Linked DNA regions of Homo sapiens: region 2 is linked to region 1. A link is a contact called in ENCODE Hi-C or POLR2A ChIA-PET data. All regions are on one chromosome and are shown on one strand. The core of a region is the stretch at or near the end of the contact, and the rest is flanking DNA. Distances in the headings are between cores, read along the strand shown.

Evidence for each region. A loop is a pair of places that touch in the nucleus more often than their neighbours do. ChIA-PET counts read pairs that join two places held with the same protein, here RNA polymerase II (POLR2A). Pooled maps may share reads with other maps.
Region 2: a pooled map shows a loop between it and region 1 (4-fold over the local background). The contact joins two enhancer-like sites. A Hi-C loop is called at or near these places in 2 of 168 maps with a recorded cell type or tissue (endothelial cell of hepatic sinusoid and endothelial cell of umbilical vein) and 6 of 50 pooled maps. POLR2A ChIA-PET finds 5 or more read pairs at or near these places in 1 of 52 experiments (endothelial cell of umbilical vein).

Annotation. Positions count from the first base shown.
Region 1 is chr3:194,054,367-194,062,095 of GRCh38, forward strand. The region is part of intron 1 of LINC02028 (long intergenic non-protein coding RNA 2028); the gene reads right to left. Among named protein-coding and RNA genes, the nearest start is that of LINC02028, 13 kb to the right of the region's middle. RefSeq lists enhancers at 2,577-3,522, 4,158-4,207. Within about 2 kb of position 4,090, at least 13 of the 41 ENCODE cell types and tissues checked have a DNase peak (open chromatin) inside an H3K27ac peak, as active enhancers do.
Region 2 is chr3:194,252,515-194,260,243 of GRCh38, forward strand. It overlaps LINC02037 (long intergenic non-protein coding RNA 2037), which reads left to right. Exons shown (of 4, transcript NR_125402.1): 3 at 2,717-2,842; 4 at 4,671-5,258. Among named protein-coding and RNA genes, the nearest start is that of LINC02036, 6.2 kb to the left of the region's middle. RefSeq lists a silencer at 3,226-3,275. Within about 2 kb of position 2,942, at least 17 of the 41 ENCODE cell types and tissues checked have a DNase peak (open chromatin) inside an H3K27ac peak, as active enhancers do.

The DNA of each region.
Region 1 (7,729 bases), core at 2,840-5,339:
TTTAAAAGACTCATCATTGAAAATGAAGCTGCTTATCTCAAGATTTTCCAGATGCCTCCCGTTTGCTTTTTCAACGTATTGAGGGGGAATCAATACAACAGTGCTGGTCATTCTGTCTGCAACAACTGGCCAGGTGCCTGGGAATGGGAATACTTCATTTCTCTTACTTTCCTTCCCTTTCTTCCAGTGGCTCAGAGTCAAATGTGAGAGAAGACAGGACAAACACAAAAACCACACTGTACCAAACACAGAGTCTAGAGGAGGAAGAGAGTGATGGTAACTGGGAAGACCTGGGAAGGCCTCCTGGCAGAGGCGGCCTTTAAGCAGGATCCGGGAGAATGGGCAAACTGGGACTCGCAAGGAGAGAGACAGTGGGTTCCGCTGGAGGCTAATGCTCTAACAAAGGCACAGTGGGGAGCAAGCTAGGGCCCCAGCACCTACTCCACAATGGCCCATTTTAAGGGGAACAGGCAGGGGATTTCTTTGTCTCTGCTACTGAATCAGAGACCAGACTAGATCTGAGGTGCTTTTCAGAACCCTGAAGTTGCCCCAGTGGGTCCAAGAAGGCCACGTGGTGGACAAGCTTGGTTCTGGGCCTGCAGCAAGCTCTAACCTGCAGATGAGAATGACTTTGGGGCCCCCAGAGATGAGGGCTACTGAGGCAGGGCAGAGCCCCCTTGCAGACCTGAGTGAAGATCTCCTTAGAAGCCTCCCCAGCCAGCTCAGCCACCTCAGGATCTGGCCCCTAGACGCAAATTTCTCACAGTCTGAGCCTTGGGGAAGGTCCCCTGCTGCCCACATTTTGCAAAAATTTGCGCCATGTCACAGTTCTGATTAGGTGCCAAGAGAACTATTTCCCAGGCCACAGCTTTAACAAGGCCATGCTTCCTAATTACTGGTTTTCTCCTAATTAAATAAAAAAGGGGGGGAGGTAACCAGTGATTACCCCACCTTATAATACCACCTTCCATTTATATGCGTCTGTCTTCAGAGAAGCTCAAAGTGCTTTGTATATTATTGCATATTTTTCCCTCGTAACATCCTTGAGATTCCTAGGGGTGCTTATTATCATACCATTTTACAGCTGGGAAAAGAGGTGCTGGCTGAGGTGAAGCAAAGTGTCCAAGTGCCCTCACTAGCGATGATTAGTATTCTGAAGCTCCTCTAAGAAACCCCTATACGTTTAGAAATGAAGTCAGCTCCCGGGAGATAAACTAGGCTAAAGCAACACATAAATAATGGTTATTTATTGCAAACTTTACAATAGTAATTAACACTGTTTAATTCTCACAACAGTCCTATGAAACAGACACTCTTACACTCATCATGAGGACAATGAGATTCAGAGAGGGAAAGTTACTTGCTTAGAGCTGCATAATAATATTAGGTTAGTACAAAAGTAATCGCGTTTTGGCATTACTTTCAATGGCAAAAACCATGATTACTTTTGCACCAAACTAATAATAGTTGTGACAATAGTAAAAGCAGAAACTAATATTTATTGAGCACTTGCCATGGGCCAGGCATTTTAGACTTACTAACACTTTAAGTTCTTACAACACCTTCTGAAGTAGGTGTTAGTATTATCACCATTGTGCTGATGACAAGACTGAAGCACAGAAAAGTTAAGTAACCTGCCCAAGGTCACATAGCAAGTAAGTGGCAGAGCCATACAGGAACCCACAAAGGGTCTCACCATACCAGTTTACCCACCTGAAGGAATATTGTACTCTTAAGGTTGGCCTGGGGATACTCAGACAGTCAGGATGATGCATGGGTACCCCCAGGACACCCTGTGGGTGCACTTTGTTTTTTGTTTGTTTGTTTGCTTTTGAGACGGAGTCTCACTCTGTCGCCAGGTTGGAGTGCAGTGGCACAATCTCAGCTCACCGCAACCTCTGCCTTTCGGGTTCAAGTGATTCTCCTGCCTCAGCCTCCCAAGTAGCTGGGACTACAGGCATGTGCCACCACGCCCGGCTAATTTTTGTATTTTTAGTACAGATGGGGTTTCACCATGTTGGCCAGGATGGTCTCGATCTCTTGACCTCGTGATCCACCCACCTCAGCCTCCCAAAGTGCTGGGATTACAGGCGTAAGCCACCGCGCCCGGCCTAGATGCACTTTCAGTACCCCTGCTGTGTGCTGTGTGGGTGGGTACTGAGTGGGCGGCGGGAGGGGCACAAAGCTCTTCCTGCCTGACTCAGGCAACTGTGCTGGGTACTTTTTGCTGATATAAAATGGCGCTGTAGGAGCTGTTAGCACAAAGGTAATGGAATCCAAGAGGAAGAATTAGCCAAGAGAGACGTTCAGACCAGTGGGAAGCGAAGCTGGTGTGGCGCGTGTTTGGGGGAGGGCACACATCTTGCTTTTCCACGTGCCAGAGAAGGGAGCTCTCAAACCATCCTAGAACTTTGGTCTTCACTGCTCTCTCCCCAGAAGCATCCTCTAAGGACTCGTTCTGTGCCCACACCTCCATACAAAGAAACAAACTAGACAGGGACAAATTCTGACTCCTCGACAGTCTAGCCAAACCTGTTCATCAACAAACTGGCCTGCTGGATGCAGACTTCACTGTTTCAGGGCAGGAGTTCCCCCAAGTGCCTGGCATACTTCCTGGGGCATCCAAGGCAAGACCTGGCCCCTGCCTCAACCCTCATGCCGTGGGTCCCTCTCTTTCTCACACCTCTCTCCTCTCTCTTCAGACCGACCCTGGGAGCCAACTGCCTGCCATCGGCCTCTCCTGTCCCTGCCTGCCCTGTCCCTTTCCAACAGGCAATAGATGAGGTTGCCAGGGAGCCCCTCTTGAGAATGGCGGCATGAGAGTCAACAAGCTGCCAGCACGTGTCCAAAACGGACAGCAAGTACTTAGTTCCTGGTGAGTGCTGGGTGTGCCACCCCGGGGTCCCAGCACTTTCTGACCAAAACAGAGCATTTAAGAAGGTCCTGGCCAGGTGTGATGGCTCACGCCTGTATCCTAGCACTTTGGGAGGCCGAGGTGGGCGGATCACCTGAGGTCGCGAGTTCGAGACCAGCCTGACCAACATGGAGAAACCGCGTATCTACTAAAAACACACACAAAATTAGCCGGGCGTGGTGGTGCATGCCTGTAATCCCATAGTCCCAGCTACTTGGGAGGCTGAGGCAGGAGAGTCGCTTGAACCTGGGAGGCGGAGGTTGCAGTGAGCCGACTCCAGCCTCGGCAATTAAAGCAAAACTCCTTCTAAAAAAAGAAAAAAAGAAAAGAAAAGAAAAAAGAAAGTCCTCACTTGCCATGTCTGACTTCCAGATTTCCCAGCGTTTCCTTCTCCACTTTCTTGAGGTTCGTGGCTTGCAAAGGTTAGGAGCACTGGCTCTGGAGCAAGACCGCCTAAATGTAAACCCAACCCAACCATTTGGAAGCTGTGTGATTCTGAGGAAGTTGTTAAACCTCTCTGGGCCTTCTTTGGTGCCTGTTAGGCAGAAATAAGAATTCCTATGTCATAGAATTGTTGTGATGATTAAATGAGTTATTACATTTAAGTGATTAGAACCGTGCTTAGCACAGAGGAAGCACTCAAAAGTTAACTACTATTAGTGATGTCTAAACTTTTTTCCCCAGGGAAGGATCAATGCATTTATCTGAGTCAAGTTCAACTTTGCACTCCAGTCCTTCAGGCAGGTAGAGAGGTATCTGAATCATGTGAAAACCGTTACCGGTTTGGGGGCGAATATCAGGAAGGAGATTTAGCCCTTAGAGATTTAAGGGCTTAAAGAGCCTCAGTCCCTGTTGACCACATAACATCTGCAGAAAAGAAAAAAAGAAGGAAAGAGCGCTGAAGGACCCACCCAGGGAGGAGGCTGAGCCGCGCTCCCTCTAGCCTCCCCAGAGGTGCATTCGTTAGGTTCCCGCCCCGGCCCCAGCCCCAGCCCCAGCATCAGCTCCGGTTCCTCTGCAGACGTTCAGCCCCTTCGGAAATGTAAAACCCGGGAAGCGAAAGCTGCGGCGACCTCCCAGAGCCTCTCAGGCACGCGGCATCTCTCCCCACCGGCAGCGCCTTGAAATACCAAAGGCCTAGCCAAAGATGGAACCGTTTTGTTGGGAGCTCGGGTTTCCCCCGCCGCGAGGCTGAGCCGGTGGCGCAGCTGCTCAAAGGTCACGCCCGAGACACGTCCGCACAAGCCCGGGTGGCGGGGCGGGCAGCGGGGAGAGAAGAGGGGAGTGGGGAGGGGGACGGGGGCAGGGGGGAGGGGCGCCACCTTCTCCAGGGCCCTGCGGGGTGGGCTCCCATCTTCATCTCGCAAGCATCCAACCCGGGGAGGTGGCTTTCCTCTCCCTACTAAGATTTTATTTTTGCAAAACAAAAGGGATGCCAAAAAAGCAAAAGTTCCTAAATGAAAAGAAAATGCTTCTTTAAAAATGCTAATTGTGAGCTTTTTATTATTGTTTTGGAATTTCAACTGATGGCTGAAAATCTAAATTTGGCCACAGGAAACCTGGATCCAGTTAACCTTGAGAAGTTAAGTCTTCATTTTCTATTAAGTAAAATATTTGGGTTTGAATGCTTAGAGCCCTCTGCTTATGATAAAAATAGAGGCACTGAGCAGTTTAACCACCTGTGTTTTCCTTGGATCGCATATTTTCCACAGTAAACAAGAAAACACAGATTGGAAATCCATTCATTCCTTCATAAGAGTGCTTCAGTTGGGGTTTATTTGTGTTTTCAATCAATAGAAACCAAAAACAACCTTTGCAGGGTTATGATATTTCATGCAAAGAAGCTCCAAGAAGCTCTTTTTATCCCCTCTGCAGCTATTTCTACATAAATCCCCAGATTTTTTTAACGCAGTTAATAATTATAATTCCATTTAGTTTTCTGAGCACATACTACATGTTTTACCTGCTGTCATCTCATTTGTGATAACACTTGGAGAGTAGTTATTCTTAATTCTTATTTGCCAGATGAGAAGACAGGCTCAGAAAAAATAAGCAGTAGCTAATAAGGGACACAGCCTTTACATCTGAGAGCTACAAAGCTGTGCTGATTCCACCACCAGAAACCATTTCCAGTGTTTAAATATTACTAAATAAATAGACGGTTAGATTCATGGACAGGAGTTTGTTCTTTTAATTCCCAAGCTTGCTCTTTAGGTGACAGGCATACAGTGGAAGACAAGTTTCTGGCCAGGATAATACTATATAGCATTACTAAGCCTCTGAGCCTCAGTTTCCCTTCTCCAAAATGAGACATATATTTAAGGTATATATCCAGCTCTGACATCCAGAGACTTATTCGAAATGAAAAGCTTAGGCTCAGGCCGGGTGTGGTGGCTCACGCCTGTAATCCCAGCGCTTTGGGAAGCCAAGGCGGGTGGATCACCTGAGGGCAGGAGTTTGAGACTAGCCTGGCCAACATGGTGAAACCCCGTTTCTACTAAAAATACAAAAATTAGCTGGGCATGGTGGTGGGTGCCTGTAATCCCAGCTACTCGGGAGGCTGACATGGGAGAATCACTTGAACCAGGGAGGCAGGGATTGCAGTGAGCCAAGATCGCACCACTGCACTACAGCCTGGGTGACAAGAACGAACCTCCATCTAAGAAAAAAAAAAAAAGCTTAAGCTCTTTGGTCCATCACTGGCATGGCATAGTATTAATCACCCCTTTCCTGACTCCCTGCTTCTATTCATCTAACTCTGTGGTTCTCAACGTTAAAATCTCCTGGAGGAGCTTTTAAAAATACAGATGCTTAGGCCTCGCAGCCAGAGATTCTGCTTTCATTGGCTTGAAGTATGGCCCAGGCCTCAGCATTTTTCAAAAGCTCCCCAGGTGAATGTGTAGCCAGGGTTGAATATTGATCTAACCTAGTGAACGACTCCAGTTTCATCCACCCCAGCTGTGCTTTTATAAATGTAGTTACCATAACTGGAATTACTTTTTATAAAATCCAATAAGACTAGCGCTACCAGAGTCAATCTCAAAACAGATGTGAGCTTTCACTCTATTTAATTGTGTATTTTGCTTAAATAAGTTAAGGTGTCTCACCAAAGCTTCAAAATGCTGTTAAGTGTATGTGTGTTTGTGTGTGTGTGTGTGTGTGTTTGTGTGTGTGTGCGTGTGTGTTGTTGCTGATCCTTTCCTAAGGGACAGAGACAGAATAGTACTATAAGAACCAGAAGGTTCTAGGTCAATCTGATCCAATAATTGATTGGCCAAGTGAAATAAATCACATAAAATATTTATTTAACCCAGGGATAATGCCCATTCTTTGGAACTGGCTTGTGTTAGACCCAGCCTAAGAGACTGGTCTGAGCTGGAGGTGGTAGAAGTATGAAAGTCAGGATAAGAGGTCAGGCCGGAGCCATTTGAATCCCCAGTGGCTCTAGGCTATTTTATGTACGATTAGTCTCTCATGTTGGCATCTATGAGAGATGTCAAACTTTCCAAGGCACTCCATCTAAATGTGATCCAATGACATAAGTGCCCAGGGAAAGCCCAAACACTCTTATCAATCAAAAAAGATTTAGTTTTCCTATATAGAAGGATCTACTGATTTCTTGATATACAGAAGAAATCTAGCGTTTGTTTTGTAAGTAAATGTCTATAATATTTTAAATGTTCATTAAACGTAAGCTTCTGCTTTGCTGGTTTGCATGACCCTAAGGGACCCATCTCCCCACTGCCACATCATGCACACACACAAACCTCACATACACACTTCACTGAAGTTTTGGGTTTTACATATGCATATACAGGTACTCATACACACCCCCCCCACACACACACACAGTGTCATGTGGTGCATAACAACGTTTCAGTCAACGATGAACTTCATATATGAAGGCAGTCCCATAAGATTATAACACCATATTTTTAGTGTACCTTTTCTATGTTTACATATGTTAAGATACACAAATACTTACCATTGAGTTATAAGTGTCCACAGCATTCAGTGGATGACATGCTGTACAAGTTTGTGGCCTGGGAGCAATAGGCTGTACAATATAGCCTAGGTGTGTAGTAGGCCATACCATCCAGGTGTGTGTAAGTGCCCTCTATGGTGTGTTCACACAATGATGAAATCACCTAACAATGCATTTCCCAGAACGTATCCCCATCCTTAAGTGGCGAATGACCATGTATATAAATGGAAGCAAGCATGTAGTTTCACTCAGCCTCTGGTGACATGTTTAAGGTGAATGAAACACTACCTTTGGTGTTAGTTGACACTGTGGTCGGAACAGTGATTTCTCCAAACATCTTTGGTATGGACTGATATTCAAACAGGTCAAGCAATGCTGGGGACCTTTGGCCTTTACCTGTTACTTATAAATAATCTCAACCATACAAAACAGACAAAAGATTTTACTTAATGACTTAATGTAAAAATGCATGAAATTGCTTGCATGTTAAACTGCTGTGTTTCCCCTTGGCCATAGAAAGATTAACATTTCTGTTTGGGGAATGGTTTTGATCTTGCCTTCCAGCCACAGTATTTACATTCCAGTAAAGTTCATCTGGATTAGTTAATATTCACATGAATGAATATGCAGCCCCAGATCATGTTCTTAAATAAAATTAAATCCAAAGAAGGTGGGGAGACTTATTCTAATAAACTAAAGATGAAAATCACAAAAAGATGCAGAAATACTTGCTAATGTAAATGTCCATGATAAACTCTGGGCCAAAAAAAAAAAAATCATCTAAGGACTAAACCAAGGCAGGAACATACTGATGAAAGTGTGCCTAAAGG
Region 2 (7,729 bases), core at 1,692-4,191, 200 kb after region 1:
GCACTGGGGGCACAGAGGGACCATCTAATTCAAACAGGAAAAGGGGAGGCTTCTGGAAGATGTGGACAAGAACCCAGGCTGTACGGGGAGCTCAGGAGAGCTGCCAGGTAAAGGGTAAGTGGCGGTGAAGGAGAGAGATGAGACTTAAGAGGTAAACAAGGGTCAGGCCATCCTGACAGGTCTCCCCTGGCTCACTCACTCTCACTCACATCTTCCATTCCGCAAATGGTACGAGCAACCATTTCACAGGTCCTGTGCTGGGTGCAGAGACTGCAACGGTGAGCAAAGCAGACATGGGTGGGTTGGACAAAGGTTGTAACTGGGAATGGAGAGAAACCGGTGGATTTGAGAGCTCACAAATCAACTGTATTTGGGCGATGGTGGTGACAGAGAGGAAATGATTTCAGATGATTCTCAGGTTTCTAGGTGGGTGCCTGGTTGGAAAAGGTGCCCCTTCCTGAGGAGGAAACACAGAAATGGCAGCATGTTGAGGGACCTAGGGGACATGCTGACAATGATGAGTCTGCATTGGTCTTGCTTGTTTGCAGGGCTGGGACAGGGGCTAGGTGGAAACTGATGGCCATCCAGATGAGAGCAGATCCCCAGATGAAGATACAGGGAGCAGTGGCAAGAAGGTGGCAAGAGATTGGCTGCCCAAACCCCAGTTAAGAGGAGTAGGGGTTAGGAAAGAATTCCAGCCCGAGCTGGGGATCTAGAGTGCTGAAGGCAAAAAGCCAGCCTATTCCAGGTGCCTCAGGTACCAGGATTGTGACAACAAAACAATGCCAGCCCCTTCTTGCTGGTGGACTGGTCAGGCCCAGCTGCAAAAACCCTCTGTCTGGATGAAGCTTGCACAGCGGAACACCACCAGCACCTACACGGCATATTCTCCTGTACGTTAGGCTTCCCCCACCACCACCACTAGATCCCACACAGCACTTGGCACAGGGTTGGTCAGATAGTAAGTGCTCAATTAATACTCTCCTGGGAGCAGATAGACTTTCAGCCAAAAGCAGGAGACTCCAGTGATGAATGCAGCATTAGACCCTTACTGGGCCCTCACTGAGTTGCCTTTGAATTGAATTGGAGCTGCTGGTCTCCTTTAACCACATTAGGAGAAAGCCCCATTTATTAAATACCTTCTCCCCGCCCTCCATAAAGATGGCAGTCTTCAGTGACAACCTTTAGTCTCTAGAGTTTAGGTCAGAGACTTCAGCTTACACTCTTTGAAACCCCAGGCATTTGACCTACAACTGGATTCCCTAAAATACTGCCATGTTGATGAAGTCCAGGCTGACTGTTTAAAATAAATACTCACATTCAGGCTGAAATTGAAGTCCGGGAACAAATGAGAACAGATAATCAATCAGAGATGGAAAGAAAGCATTTTCTGTGCTAACGTGGACCCCCTTGGGAGGGGCCTCATTTGAACAGGGAAGTTTCAGAAGCGTATACCAAAGAAAGACTATTTAATCAGCGAAGAGGACAACGTGGAAGGCAAACCTAGAGTGACTGGGTCATGATTTTTCCTGCTGAAAAGCAGGTGGATGCTCATAACATGGGGTAGATCTCATACAACAGGACAGAAAGGCTATGCGTGGCCAGCTGCAGGAGTGCCCTACTCAGAAGCACAGTCTCCTCCCCTGCACATCACGGTGCGTGTCCTGCACTGGCACCTCAGAGCCGCCACCCCTGCCATTCACTATGGCACAAGGCACAGCGTCAGGGCTCCTCCTTCAATCCCAGGGCCATCCTTACCCAGCAAGGCTCAGCTCGGCTGGTCTTCTAAGGCTGGCAACGAGGTAACTGAGAGGGAAGTGACTTGCCCCAGATCTCCAGTTTAATGGTGGCAAAGCTGAGATAAGAACCCTGGTCTCTGAGTCCAGCTCTGATGCTGCTCCCCATTTGTGCTGTGAAGAGGAACTGCAAGCAAACTCAAGCTCATCCATCTATGTTTCTCTCCAAACAGAAAATTCTTTATTCCTTGTCATCATCTCTATCACTCTCCAAGGAATAGATCTATCTTGAGTCATGATTAGGATGTATTTTGTGTATACAGAAAGAATATTAGAGAAACGACAATAGACAGAGGCGTGGATTCCACGGCATAAATACTTCACACTTCTGGTTAACTGCAAGTCAAATTTTGGCCTTGTTCAATTTATTTTAAGATAAAAACTAATCTTGTAAGCCAGACGAGGTGGCTCACACCTGTAATCCCAACACTTTGGGAAGCCAAGGCAGGCGAATCATTTGAGGTCAAGAGTCCAAGACCAGCCTGACTGACATGGTGAAACCCGGTCTCTACTAAAAATACAAAAAAAATTAGCGGGGCTTGGTCGTGCATGCCTGTAGCCACAGTTACTCGGGAGGCTGAGGCAGGAGAATCGCTTGAACCTGGGAGGCGGAGGTTACAGTGAGCCGAGATCACACCACCGCACTCCAGCCTGGGCAACAGAGCAAGATTCTGTCTCAAAAAAAAAAAAAAATATATATATATATATATATATATAATTTTTGTAATACATACCCTATTAAATGTATCACTGATTATTTTATTTTTAAAAATAAAAAAAATTAAGTATCACATAATTGGATTCACAAATAGATTTGCATTAAAATATTCAACTTAATATTTTCCATTTCAAAAACAATAAAGTAAATGGAAAAAGTATCTTAAAAAGAATCACAAAAATATCTCTTTATCTCTTTTCAGATGCTGGGTCTGGGACGGCTCCACTGGAACCTGAGATGACCTGAGGGTGTCCCAGTGATATAACATATGAGGAAAGCAGAAACAACTAAGAAATAGACTCTGAATGTGGCAGATTCTAGAACTGAGGTGAGCAGCCAGGACTTGCCTGACATGCCCACTGGGAGTACGGTGCTAGCAGCCTGAGAACAGAGCCCAGCCGCCACGCCACCAGGATGGGAGTGGGCCCGGCGGACTTCCTGCCTTTTGGTCAGACAGACTGCCTTCCTGAATTACTAGGTCCAGGAAGTGTGGTGACGGGGTGGGGGCGGGTGGAGAGGTTGCACGTGTCACTTACCACCCCCATACGGCCCTCTTCCTGACTGTCGCCTCCCTTCCTCGCTTACAGACCAGTTACTTAATCTGCCACATGACGAGATGGTATCTGGGATCTCTAACGGCTCTGAAATCCCACAATTCTATAACTGGTCTTAGACACAAGACCAGTAAGAGATAGGCGAACCCCGGCCCCGCCCCGCAGTTTGCTCCATGTGATACACAGTTCACACTGAGTGCTAGCAGTAGGGGAAGAAACAGTAGCTGCTCTGTGTTGAGCACTGAGCCTGCACTGAGCAAGGTGATGCGTGTTTCTAGGCATCGTCACATTCTGTGCCCATGTGGGTGCTCCTAGCACCAGTCAGAAGATAGAGCTTAAACAGGTGGAGTAAGTTGCCCAAAGGCCAGCCCCAGTTTCCCTGAATCTCATCATGCTGGACACTGGACTATTTCTGGAGGTTTAAGGCTGAGAAAATCTAAGTCTGTATCCCCTCACACTCCTCCTTACACTGGTGTCCCTGGGAGAAACCTCGACATTACTCCCAACCTCGCTTCTCCCCAAGAGCAGGATGATTTGTGTAACTCATGAGTTTGGGAGAAAACCCGCACCTGTGGGGCTCGATCCCTCTGCCTCTTGGAGCAGAAGGCGGCCTTCTGTGCTGGGCTCCGTCCTGGGGGAGGTCCGCAGCTGGCCATCTGCGCCAGGCCCTAGCAGATAATAAAGCTTATCTGTCCCAGGTGTGATGTATTAGCAAGCCTGCCTGGCCGTACCTCAAGCTGCATTTTCCTCCAATTTGCCAAGAAAGGGGACACTTTCTCTCAGTTGGTTCTGGACTCTGAAAGAAGAAAGGGTGTTGTTATTCATCCGGTTTCCTAGAGCCCCACCATATGGACACCTGGTGCAGCCCTGAAGGGAGGGATGGCAGCAGGTTTAGGGATGGAGACATCTCAGAGCCAGAAGAGACCTTCTAGCAGCCCAGCAGAAATATAATGAAGCCACACAGGTGACTGTAAATTCCCTAGCAACAATATTAACAAATAGAAGCAGGAAAAATTAATTATAGTAATACATTTTACTTAGTTCAATAGAGCAGATGATCATTTCAATATGTGCTCAGAGTGCAGTGTGGCTAACGGCTTCTGTCATGGACAGTACAGCCTTAGGGCCTCCTATGCCTGAGGGGGTCTGCTCCCTTTGACAATGTCCCAGTGCAAAGACTTCCAGGTGTGAAGAGGTCTCAACCTTCTGAATCACTCCATTTAGTGGTGGGCATTTCTGGTTGTTAGAAACACCTCATCCTCCATTGGTCTCCACCCCCACTCAACTTGCTTCCATCTCTCTGAGAGACAGTCAGAACGGAACACATTCCTCTAGAAAGGTCCTCAGTCTTTTCTGAAATGCCTATCTCCTGTCTTTCACAGGCTGCTGCCTCCCTGTGTCATTGCCTAACATTGGTATTCTTTGGTGGGACAAAGTTTTGGTGTTTTTCTCACTTGAGAATATTATATTTATAACAGTTGTGGACACATGTTGTTTTTTAACTACCCAGCATCCAGTCTTCCTAATTTAGAAGAACCCCAAAATAGGTGAAAAGTACAACCCCACCTCTGATCCCGCCTCTGACCCCGCCTCCTGTCACAGAGGCGGAAGAGGAGCAGATCTTCACTTTCCACACCTCAAGGTACTCAGCCAATCACCTGTTCATGCCTGAGATTGTGAATCCAATAGGAAAGTACAAGGACATGGAGATTGTCAGAGCTGTTGTATGATGGTGGCAGCAGAGTCAAGAGTCCAGCGGAGAGGCAGCAAGCATCCCAAGGATCCCATGACTGAGAACCAGCTTCTGTGGTTTAGAAGCAAGGCGCCAACTGGTATGAGAAGCACAGACAGATGGTGCCCTGGGAACACTGGCTGTCACGTGCTGGAGGAGGTTCCTCAGCAAGTCACCTTCCCTCCATGGGCCTCTGTTGGAAAGAAGGCATCAAGATCATTCCAGCTATGATTCCTGAGCTTTTAATATATTCTTTCTGATGATTAAGAAATATATCTGTCGAGCATGGCAGCTTACGCCTGTAATCCTAGCACTTTGTGAGGCCGAGGCGGGTGGATCATGAGGTCAGGAGTTCAAGACCAGCCTGACCAACATGGTGAAACCTCGTGTCTACTAAAAATACAAAAATTAGCCGGGTGTTGTGGTGTGTGCTTGTAATCCCAGCTACTCGGGAGGCTGAGGCAGGAGAAACACTTGAACCCGGGAGGCGGAGGTTGCAGTGAGCTGACATCACGCCACTGCCCTCCAGCCTGGGTAACAGAGTGAGACTCCATCTCAAAGAAAAAAAGAGATATATCTGCATGTGACATGGAAAGAGGCTCAGAATATCAGACATTTTACTACAGATCTTGAAAACAGCTCTCCAAAACTAACTCCAGATCCACCCTGGGGTTCTCAACTCCACATGGTTTTCTAAAATTGAGACCAAGACTAAGATGAAGAGCTATGCCTCGCCCTGATGCTGCCAGGACTACTGTTCCCATGACTACCTTGAGGTGCAGGCTGAGACCCTGGGTGTCTGTGGTGGCAGAGTACAGCAGAGGAGTTGGAGTCAAAGCAGTTTGGATCCTCATCCCAGCTGGGCCTCCTGATGTTGGAGGGCCCTGGACAAAGGGTTTTCATTTGCTGGGTCTCAGTTCTCCACATGGACAACAATGCACTGTATGAGTTTTAAGGTTCTTTTCAGCTCTGACTCTCTGTGAGTCTGAATCCAGTAGGAGCTATTATTTCCTTGATTCCTCCTTACTGTTTTGTTCCCTTCTTCTCTGGTTTCTGTATTAAAACTTTATATGTTTATGAATGGATAATCAAAATGTGGTATATCCATATCATGGAATATTATACAGCCATGAAAAGGAATGAAGTACTGATGCATGCTACAACATGGATGAACCTTAAAAACACTAGGCTAAGTGAAAGAAGCCAGTCTCCAAAGACCATATGTGGTATGATTTCATTGATATGAAATGCTCAGAATAGGCAGATTTGTAGTGACAGAAAGTACATTAGTGGCTGCCTAGGGCTAGGAAGAGATGAGGAGTGACTCTCAATGAGTACAGGATTTCTTTTGGAAGTGATGAAAATGTTCAAAAATTGATTGCAGTGATGGCTGTACAACTCTGTGAATATATGAAAAACCCTTGAATTATACAATTGAAATTGGTGAATTGTATGGTATATGAATTGTATCTGAATAAAGCTGTTAAAAAAACGGGGAAGAAGTTTAAGAGAAATCCAATATATTTTAAAGCTCTGCTCATGGCATTGGAGGTTAGCCTTGAAAATTAAATCCACTCACAGTCCAACAATTCTATGTTGTTTGGGTTTTTAAATTTTTCCCTATTATTAAATTGATTCATTTGAATGTAACTACTTTAAAATCACCCCTTCTCCGAAGGTCTAATTAGCAGTCTAATGGGATCAGAAAAAGGAAAAATGGGATCTGACAAGTTTCTATGCTTGATTCCAGAGAGTTCATTGAGGTAGTTTCTCTTTTCTCTAGACTCTTTTGTTAGATTCTACTGGAAATCCTATCTGAAGAATTATTATAGAACAGTGCAGCTCATACTTTAATGTGCACACAAATAACGTGGAGATCTTGTTAAAATACAGATTCTAACTTAGGAGGTCTGGGGTGGGGCCTTGGAGTCTTGAACCTCTGACAAGCTCCCCATCGATGCTGATGCTGCTGGCCCATGGACCACACTGCAAGCTGCCAGGCTCCAGAACACTGTCTAATATGACCACTGAGCACTTGCAATGTGGCTAGTCTGAATAGGGATGTAATGTAGGTGAATGAATGAGAGAATATAAGTGATGTCAGTGTAAAATATATCATAGTTTTCAAAGACTTAGTAAAAAAAAAGAACATGAAATAATTTTTATATTAGTTGGACATTGGCATAATAATATTCTGCCCTGGGCGTGGTGACTCACGCCTGTAATCCCAGAACTTTGGGTGGCTGAAGCAGGCAGATCACTTGAGACCAGGAGTTAGAGACCAGCCTGGCCAACATGGCAAAACCGTGTCTCTACTAAAAACACAAAAATTAGCTGGGCATGGTGGTGCACACTTGTAATGTCAGCTACTCGGGTGGCTGAGGCACGAGAATCACTTGAACCCAGGAGGTGGAGATTGCAGTGAGCTGAGATCGTGCCACTGCACTCAAGCCTGGGCAAGAGAGCAAGACTCTGCCTCAATAATAATAATAAAAATATTCTGGGCACATTAGATTACATAAAATGTATTATTTTTAAAATTACAAATTTTATTTGTGAAAGAGACTGGTAGCACCCCTCTCTCAATTATTCAACTCCCCTTTTTCCTTAATAACAGATTTCCAGCTGGGCAAATGGTAGCCACATGGAATAAAGACTATATTCCCCAGCTTCCCTTCCAGCTAGGTGAGACCATGTGATATAGTTTGGACATTTACCCCAGCCCAAATCTCCTGTTGAATTGTAATCCCCATTGCTGGAAATGAGGCCTGGTGGAATGTGTTTGGACCACGGGGGCAGATCCCTCATGGCTTTTGGTGCTGTCTCCGTGATAGCGAGTTCTCACGAGATCTGGTCATTTAAAATCATGTGCTCCCCCTCACCCCGCCCACTCTCTCTCTCTTGCTCCTGTTTTCTCCATGTGAAGTGC